2 separate regions of the Mus musculus genome follow, and region 2 is linked to region 1. The links are chromatin loops, found by intact Hi-C in ENCODE. Cell type or tissue: left cerebral cortex. All regions are shown on one strand. Each heading gives the region's core, and the rest is flanking DNA. Links, peaks and the distances in the headings are about the cores only.

What was found. A loop is a pair of places that touch in the nucleus more often than their neighbours do. Peaks named below come from ENCODE experiments on the same cell type or tissue, not always from the same donor. Only the 100,000 strongest peaks of a DNase experiment are listed, where the experiment ranks them.
Region 2: it touches region 1 in a loop (2.6-fold over the local background); 8 of 42 quality-filtered maps call a loop at or near these places.

The regions. Positions count from the first base shown.
Region 1 is chr14:103,547,918-103,552,843 of GRCm38, reverse strand. The region is part of intron 8 of Scel (sciellin); the gene reads right to left. Among named protein-coding and RNA genes, the nearest start is that of Scel, 37 kb to the right of the region's middle. In left cerebral cortex, for the core only: a CTCF peak has its summit at 2,191 (motif pointing left); DNase peaks (open chromatin) are centred at 646, 1,914, 2,180 and 4,456; H3K4me3 peaks cover 354 bases; H3K27ac peaks cover 1,101 bases.
Region 2 is chr14:104,036,153-104,041,078 of GRCm38, reverse strand. Gm41238 (a long non-coding RNA gene) reads right to left here. Exons shown (of 3, transcript XR_874926.1): 2 at 2,239-2,318; 3 at 1,472-2,125. Among named protein-coding and RNA genes, the nearest start is that of Gm41237, 3.7 kb to the right of the region's middle. In left cerebral cortex, for the core only: a CTCF peak has its summit at 2,053 (motif pointing left); a DNase peak (open chromatin) is centred at 2,011.

The DNA of each region.
Region 1 (4,926 bases), core at 514-4,513:
GGAGACACAGGCATGATTTTTTTTTAAGTTATCTATACTCTGGCATGTTACTAAGTGCAGGCAACATTAATATTTATAAGAGATTCTTGTTAGTGTATAGATTTTTTTTGTTGAGATGAAAATGAAATCCGTTGCTTTGTGTGAGTGTGAAGCACTTTGTAAAGGGTTTGGCACTGACAGGGTTAACAATGCTGCAGCATAATTAGAAAGGTTACATTTTACCATTTATAGTTGCAGACAGAAAAATATAACTACAGTGCAAGGTTGCTATGGCAACTTGCTTCTCAATCAGGGTTTTTTTTTCTCCCCTAATTCTACCAATCCGCTAACTGGAAGTCAAAACCCATAAAAGAAGAGGTTGTAACAGAATAAGGGTGAGGTGATATGGGGGTGCACAGGAAGTAGTTCTTTTCTCCTTTCGACAGGTATGTGTCCATGGTCTCATTTCTATCCCACGTTTATTTTCTTCCTTGTGTTTGAAAATGATTCCAGAAGAAAACATACTGGTTTTATTAGTACTGGAAATAGAGACAGTAGCTTCGTTGTTCTTCTCTCTGGCTAGCATTTATGAATATTTATACTGTCTCTTAAGCAAGCCCTGTAATATGGCTTAACAAATTGCTTGCTTTGCTTTCTAACACGGCTTCACTTGTGTGGCTCAGGCTGGCCTTGAACATGTGGGCCTCCTGCATCCTCCTCCCGTGTTTGGATTGAGCAACAGTCCCTGGCTAGCAAGGTTCATGCATGAATCTTAGATGAGATCTAACCACTAGATCTCAAAGTCCTCAAGATACATCGAAGCACTTGAATTCCTTAAGATGTATTGGTTGGCTCAGAAGGTAGCTCTGTGACCCCTCTCCATCAGTGACACATGGGTAGTCTATGTTTCCTGTAGGGCACCTGTCACCTGTTCTCTCATTGGCTCCAGTCTGGCAAATGCTAACACCCTTGCAAAGGAATTATATGACAGTAAAACGGGGTGGAGAAACTTAAAAAATAAACAAAACTATAAAGATATGATTAGTGATAGATGGCTTTTGAGTCTCCTGAAGTAGAGATTGGACCTGACACCAGTGTATCTCTGGAGTCTACCCAAGTGCTTTCATACACATAGACAGAGATCAACAGCTGTGCTGGAATGAGACAGACAGAAGGAAAGTAGGGTGGGAGGGAGATATCTAGTCAGTCCTCAAACTCTAAGCACATAGAACAAGGCTCAGTTAACTACAAAGTCACATGGCGGTAACAAGCTGAGGAAATGAATTGTTTTACACACAGTAGGGATCAGAATCAAGGATGGACATGTCTATTAATAAATAACTATGGATACATTTGCTCGATGCTGCAAAGGATTACAAGATGACTCCACGTATTTAATGAATAGGCTATAGCAGCTGTTTAAAGGTAAGGCACTGTTAGTTGCCCAGTAAGGATTATTAATTTTTCTGAATACAGAATTCAGAAAAAAAAAAAAACCCTTTGGGCAGCATTCCATACCCATCCCTTCTTATCTGATCGTCTCCACAGTAACTTCATTCTAAATATGTCACATTTGATGTCCATCCCTAAGTCAGGATCCCTCAGCCTCTTACCCCGCTCCTCCCTGATCCCAACCCACATCCAAGCATTTATTATTGTTTGAGCATCGCCTCCACAAACATGTCCTTCAAGTATCCCAGAACCAACCTGCTCAATGCTAAACATAGTAGCAGCGTCTTTGGTCCTACTGCGCATGCCCTGAGCAATCATTTGACACTGCGTGATTACATCATATTCAAATACAAATACAAAATACTTCTCTTCTTCCAAGATCTGTCCCCCAAGTCCACATTACAAGCTTCCCGCGCGTAACAGATCTCCCACAGGATATGGACGTTCTGTGTGTGACTCCTTGTATTGCCGGTACACTGGTTATTTATGCCTGAGGTTGCCACATTTAGCTATCATAAAGAACTCTGAGCTGCAGTGGCCCCTTGGAGTTCTGGGACAGGAATTTCCCACCACACTCCCAAAAGCCATCTCCCGGACACATAAGCTCCCTTTAAGACCCTTCGCCTCCCAGGAGTCCCCTTCCCTTTTCCCCTGTGAGTGTGGCTCACGTGCAATTAGTGTGGCCTTTGGAGACTCTCACTGCTCTGAACAGGCGAACCCTGCAAAGCACCAAACTAAGATTAGTGTGCTACTGCCACCTAGTGGCGACTTTTCCCTGGCCCACGCTAATCTCAAACACTACCCTAATGATGGGGTAAGAGAAGGAAGACACAGAGGTCAGTGATAGAACTTGTCAGTGAGGGTGGCAGTAACTGTTGGTATGGCTATGACTCGAAAGAATAGTTTTGTTGTAAAAGGTAGCACGGAACCCTCCTTTAAGACTGGATGCCCAGAGTGTGGGTCAATGAATGCTCCCGTTGGTTACAAGAATGGGCGCTTCCGGGATTTCCAGGCCTAGGACATGGCAGAACTAAACTGTCTGGCATAAATAGTGTGGGAATTTTCTGAAAGGATGAAAAATGAGGTGTAGAAACAAGGAGTATGAGGCTGCTGAGCGGAGCATCCGTGGGGATGTCCTGTAAGAAATTCCAGTCAGTGACAAACACCTGACCTGTAGAGAGTAGAATAAGCAACAGATTAAGTTACTGAACCAAACAAGGGGGATCCATGATGGATGAAGGGCAAGCAACTCCGAGTCGTCCTGCCAAAAGCCTGGCTCATTTTTCTAGGGTAATGTAAAACCATTGTAATTGTTACTTGGGGAGGTGAGCTGGTCTGATTACTAGTATTTCTATAGATATAACCTTGTCACTTACATAGAGGAGTAAAGGGCGGATGTAAGAGTGAGAGACTATAAAGAGATCTCCTACTGATAATCCAGAAAGAAAAAAAAATGATTCAGGATGATATAAATATTAGGAGGCGACTGGATTCAAAATGAATTTAGAAGGCTGGGGGCCAGGTCCACTTATGGACCAGGTACTCGTAGTTAAGTAGGAAACTGTGGGGACCCTCCAAGTTCTATCCTGGTAAACTGAAGCTGTCAACACAAGCTAGAATCCCCTGAGAAGAAAATCTCAAGGAGGGATTTTCTCCATTGAATTGGCCAGTAGGCATATCTTCTGGAAACTGTCTTAACTAAGTTAATTTATGGAGGAAGTCCCAGCCCACTGTGGGTGGCACCATCCCCTAGATAAGGAATCCCGAGCTATATAAAGGTGGAGAAGTCAAGACAAGCACAAGCAAGTCCCTGGCCTTCACCATAGACAAGGTATGACTAGTTGTTGGAAGTTTCTGCCTTGACTTCTCCGTGATGGTGGACTGTAACCTGGAATTGTAAGATGAAATAAAACTCCTTCTCCCCTCAGTTGATTTTTGTCAAGGTTATGTTATCACAGCAACAGAAAGAAACTAGAAGGTGTACTAGGGTGTCAAATGGCTGGGAATGGTGATGGTGTTAACTAAGGTGAAAGGGGAGGACTCAGTAAATCACAAATATCATGAGCTGTGTTTCTAATTGTTCTGAGACATTTAAGCAAAAGTGTCAAGCAAGCAGGTGACTATCCAGTGAAAACCAGAGAGTTCTGGAGGAGCAAGTGATCTTTGGCATCCTGGCCTTGCACCCCTGCTGAAGGCAGGAGCACAGAGCACTGTGAAGAGAGAGGAGATGGCTTTGGGCTTTAGGTACACTGATACATAATGATTGAGTCATGAAGAAGAAAGGCAACTAAAAGAGAATTATTTAAAATAAAATCCTGAGAGGCTCTGCTAGAGCCTGACAAATACAGAGGCAGATGTTCGCAGCCAACCATTGGACTGAGCACAGTGGAGGAGTTAGAGAAAGGACTGAAGGAGCTGAAGGGGTTTGCAACCCATAGGAAGAACAACAATATAACCAACCAGATCCCCCAGAGCTCCGAAGGACTAAACCACCAACCAAACAGTACACATGGAGGGACTCATGGCTCTAGCCACATATGCAGCAGATGATGGCCTTGTCAGGCATCAATGGGAGGAGAGGCCCTTGGTGCTGTGAAGGCTCAATGCCCCAGTGTACAGGAATGCCAGGGTAGGGAGCCTGGAGTGGGTGGATTGGTGGGTGGGGAACACTCTCATAGAAGCAGGGGGGGTTCCGAAGGGGAAACCAGGAAAGGCGATAACATTTGAAGTGTAAATAAATAAAATATCCAATAAAAGAAAACTAAAAAAAAAAAAAGGAAGAAAAAAAGAAAAGAAAAGTCTAGAAACATGTGTCGGGGAGTGGTTAGCACAGTCTTGAAGCAGTAGTTGTAGCTGTTCATTGTGAAAGTGCTAGTCTGAAGGACCTGCTGGGCCATCAGGGCGTTATCACCAAAGCCATCAGTGACCTTAGGGAGAGCTGTTCCCAAGAGCTGAAGATAATGCAAACCAGTCAAATGCAGATGGAAACCATTGGCAGGATGAAGAGAAAGAGTGCCAACTGAACGGATTTGGACGATCTGCCCAGAAACTGTCAAAGATGATATTTTTAAGATGAAAGATTTGAATAAAGAGAAAACAGTAAGGCTTGATCCCGGGGCAGAACAGACAGGTGAACGCAATAAAGAATAGCTAATAAAGCTACCTTTTTTTATTCAGTCTTGATAAAAAAAAATGAAAGGAAAATATTTGTGCTGATGGCATCAGATAAAACTTCAGAGAATATAAACCTGCTGACATATCTTGATAATTCAAAACATTAGGCCAGTTACTTATGTTTCAAAACAGCATTTACTATCCAGTGAGCAGAGCGCTGACCTGACCAAGAGCAACCTCAGAAATCAGTTAGAAGGGGGAAATGGGTTTGCTTAAGCAACGCTTACATGCTGTGCCCTATTGTCACGAATTCAATTTGTCTCTTTAATATTTATCCCAAATGAAAAGCCTTCCTGGCCAGCGGTGGTGGTGCACGCCTTT
Region 2 (4,926 bases), core at 308-4,307, 490 kb before region 1:
CAGGTTCACTGACCTGGAGCAACTCTGAACTTTGCTCCTATAGACAAAGGCAGGAGAGGATTTTTGTCAGGGATTTCCACAATAAATGTTTTCCGAAGCAGTTTATCGGCTGATCAGAAATTCCAAATTGAAAAATGCATTCTGATGGGATGCTTCATTAGGAAACTCCTAGGTGAGCAAACCTAATGGCTAGCATGGATATCCATATCTACCCAAAAGCTCTGAAGTGGGCAGGGCTCCCAGCTCCCCATTAGATTTCAGGCTAAGTCAGATCCCAGCCCATGTGAAGAGCTCAGACCTAGTACTCCACACACTGAGTTCCTACTTTGCTCCACATCAGTGGGTTCTGCATGAGACCCCTGGGTTTTAGAGTTGCTGATGTCAAAGCGAATGGACAGTGAGGAGAACGGTTCTACCTCCACATTTTTCAGCACTAGTGAGACTCAAGGAGAAAGGAAGGGTACCAATCATCGGGTCTCACCTGTCATCAGGTCCCACACTACATCCAGAACAGAGAAGGGTGCCAGTGGAAAACTCTGTAGCTCTAAATGAAGCATGGGATTAGCAGTATAGCTAATATTCTTTGACCAGTGTGCCATTTTACGTGACAAGAGAAATCTGGATAAAGAAGCATTTATGGGACTGTCTCATATCCTTTGACACTGTTCTCTGAGTCTGTAATGACTTAAAGGGAAAGAACAGAGACAGCGTTTTTAGCTGCTGGGTCGTCATTAGGACAAGCATATTATAAGATCTAAAGTGATGCTATCACTCAGTACCACATGCTCTGTCGCCACAGACAGAAACAATAAGAGCAACAGCTGATATGGCCGCAAATGTAAAAGACAGCGGGTCCATTCATTTTGGCCTCATCCTTCAGTATCGTATAGAAGATGGTCTCATCCTGCTTGCCTGGGAAAAATGAGTTCTGTTGTAATCACAATTAATTACTGTGTAACTCATCCTGTATTTGGCTTGCTCATTTTTAGTTCATTTGTAGATAGTTTACTCACAGGATACAAGAATATACAAGTGGCCCTATATGCAACTATATGCAAATATAGGTTCGGTGTTTATAATGTTCACATTCAACTAGGGAAATAAAACCATGTTGTTCGTTAAGAAACTTCAAGTGTAAGATTGAAGAGGCTTCCTATTAAACTTCATAGTTACTGCGATCTGCTTCAGTCTGCTAACTGTTTTGAGCCTGGGCTCCTTTGCTAACAAATAGAATTGGTACCAGCATCTTGGTGCTTGCTGTGTATTGTGCAATGTTGAAATAAAGTAATTTAGGCATGTTCCTGAGAGCAAGCATAGTCATGGGGATCCCAGTTGGTCTTACAAAGGATATTGTTCAAGACATACTATGTGTGTGTTCTAAACAGCACAATACCGTTGAAACATTGAGTTGCTGCATGAAATAAATCAGATAAATGTTAAACTAGGTGAATAAAAGTGCAGAGCCTTTGAAATACAAAATTCTTTGTTTTTTTTTTCATGGTATTTATTTCAATCTTGAAGTATTCTGTAAAGATGTTCAATGAGAATGGCACAATAAATTACTTAGCTGTATAAATCCATTACTGGGACCACAACGGGACCAGTTTGCAACAATGGAGAATTGAGAGTTGGTAGATAATATTTTTCTAAATGAGTGATACTGCCAGTATTCCTCGTGGGACATCATAAAGAGTGTGCCTGACTTTCTGTATGGATGGACAACCTGAACTTTGTAAGTCAGGATTTCCTGAACTAGGACCTTTGGAGGAGTCTCTAGCCTCCAGTGACAGCATCACACTATGTAACAGGCTGTCAGACACCATAACGTCACTCCCTAAAGTGTCACCTCTATGGACTGTAACAATGGTGCGGCCCGGAGCATTTCAGAGCACCCTTGGGCCGCTCAAGACTCACACTGGGGAAAACGTGGAGATGTCAGCTTTAGAGGGCTGTCTATCCCTCCATCTGGATTCTGTACTCAGAGTTCACAGTCTCGCTGCGCGGCGCACGATTCAGCTTGATCAATTCTGCCATCTAGTGGACACCTTGCACTCCCGCTATGCGATCTTTCAGGTTTTCTCTGATCTAATTGAGGGGCAGGTATTGATGCTCAAACCCTGGAGTGCTGGTTGGTAGTGGGTGGGGAAAAGGAGAAGGGAGATTGTAAGCCTCTCATAAGAAAAGTCATTATTGGATATAAATAAAAAAAATGGGAAGGAGCAGTTCCTGGGGCCTTACCTCCAGAAAGTCAAGCAGTGGGAGCCATGCTGGGCTGTGTGGCTTCAGATCAGCAGAGAGAGCAGCAGGCGCAGGACCACCTGTTAAGTGAAAATCCAAAAATCTTCAAAGACCTTCCAGAGCCAAAATCCTATGATGAAAATCCCCCTGGGTTTCAACCATCTTTGAAGGCAGCTCCTTGTTAGCTGTGCCCCCTCCCTTTTCTGAGAGCTGAGTGTGCTCTGCCCCAACCCCAGACTCTAAGTTGATTTTATTTTTTAAGAAAAAGGTTATTTGTGCTCCTGCAAAGACCCAAGGAAGACATATGATTTCTAATGTAACGTCCCCCTCTTTGCAAGCTGTGATACTAAGTCACCTTATACCGTACATGAGGATACTGTATTAAACTAACAAAAATATCTTATAATTCAAATTGCTTCATTCTTTGTCAGAGAAACAATATATAGGGTTTGGAAGTGGGGTGTTGAGTGCAAAAACTGTTATTCCCATAATTTCCTTGTCTCTTCCCATGATTGCCAAAGTACGTCTAGAGTAATGAGCAGAAAGAAAAGCAGAAATGGAAGGCTCAGGTGAAGATCAAAATTAAGACTTGTTACAAATAAAAAACAAAATTAGAATTGTCTACAACGTTCTAGATGAGCCCCTAATACTCGGAGGAATGCGCACACTTGCCCTGCTTTTCAACAGAGACCAACCTGAAAAGTTTCCCGAAAGTCAGTATACAAAATGCAGAAAATAAGAACCTTCATCACACATAGTTTCCTATAAAATGTGTTATTTGTTAAATTTTAATGAGCTGGAAGAAAGTATAAAGTAGAAAATAATCCCGTTTCCGCATGCGGTGGGCTTGTGCATGCTCACACACATTTACATCATTAAAACCTTTTGATTTTCTCGTCCTTGAGTCAGTTCTTATTTTGCGCTTTCTTTCCTTATGTTTACCATTGCCTCCGGTAACTTGCAAGTTTATTAAAAGCATACCTTTTATCGCTTTTTAAAAAATGGTTCAAAATACAAAACATACTGTCTTGAAGTATGTATACATTGAATAACTAAGTAAGTTGATTTGTGCCTTGTCTCGGATCCTTATGGTGAGGATATGTGTAATCTCAAATTTAAAGCATGAAGTACTTAGCTTTTAAGTACCCTTTTCAATGTTAATGATAGACCTTCTGAACTTAATGCCCTGCCTACTTGAAATTTGTGGGCTTGGGTTTTTTGTTTGGTTGGTTGGTTGTTGTTTTGACTAACCTCTCCTGTCCCGTGCCAACCTCTCATGAGCTCTCACGGTTTATGCTTTATTTATTATACGTACCCTCTGAAGAGGTCTGATGCATGCTATATGCTATATGATTGAAGAGTTCCTAGATTTGTCCTCACAGAATCCTCCAGAGATCTTACTGGCTGAGACTCCGATATTCCTTTCATTCATTTCTATTTGTGAATCCTACACAGTAGGCATAAATTCAGACTTGAAGTCCTGATTTCTCTTGGGAGGGTTATTGATTTATCTGGAGATAAGGTCTCGTACCTTTTCCCAGGGCTGTCCTTTAAGAAAGACGCAGATCCTCTAGGCTCCCAACTGTACTGTAGGGCAGGCTATATGCCTTTCCTCTTCTTCCTGAGCCTATATTTGATTGTCAATGTCTCTGTAGTCAAAGCTCTGTGTTGTGGGTCTATGCTCTGCCTGTGGTCATAGCCCCTGACTCTCTGTACCTAGGAAGTTTCCTGTTTCTAATTTGTCTTCCTGGTCTGTCCTAGAATAATATGATGTTTTACACAGTGCCTCCTGTATGAGAGTAGGACTGTTTTTCATGGTGTTCAGTCTGCTCTGTTGCTGGAATTCTGTTCACCAGTACTTCACATGGTTGACCTCGAGTTCCCTCTTCTTTGACCCAGTGATGCTACCAATTAGAGAAAGAAAGAAAAAAAAAAGTCCTGTCCTGTCATTCAAACCCTTCAAAGCATGGAAAGTTGGTCCCTGAGTCCTGTTCCATCTGCCCTTCTACTTAAGAAAACGCTCACAGCCATCTGTTTCCAACATGTCCAATATTGTGGTGCTGTGGGCATTGCTCTTTGATATCAACCAAAAAAAACATTATTCTATGAAAATACCAAAATATACAAGTCACAAACTTAGTTTTTTTTTTATCAAGAGAGTTATACACTGTGCAATGGTAGAATTTAATAATAAAACCTATGAACTGGATAGTATAGATATTTATTAAGCTATGGAATATCCAAATAACTGTAATTTAGATATGGAACCACTGCAGAGGCCATTTTGTTGTAGGCAACCACACAAATAAGGGAGCCTAAAAATTCAAGAAAAAGACCCTAGCCAAGGTCTCTGGAGACTGAGAGGACAAAGAAAAAAAAGTGGCTGCAGGTCACTAAGTCTAATGTTCAGACTTAGACAGGGGCTAAAATATGTCAGAAAAGTTCCTTCCAATCCCACTAACTACAGAAGTCATTGTGGACCATTGGCTGCATGAGGTAATGCTTTTAATTTTGTGATACATTTGTCTTCTCTTATGTTGCAGTTATTTAAAATAGTTCCATAATTGCTTTTCAAAATTTCAAAATAATCAGTAGAATTAGAAGACTGCCTAGTGTGGACCAATGAATGAACATAGACAACTGTCAACCACATGCACATCTGTTAAAGCATATTTTATTTTTACTGCT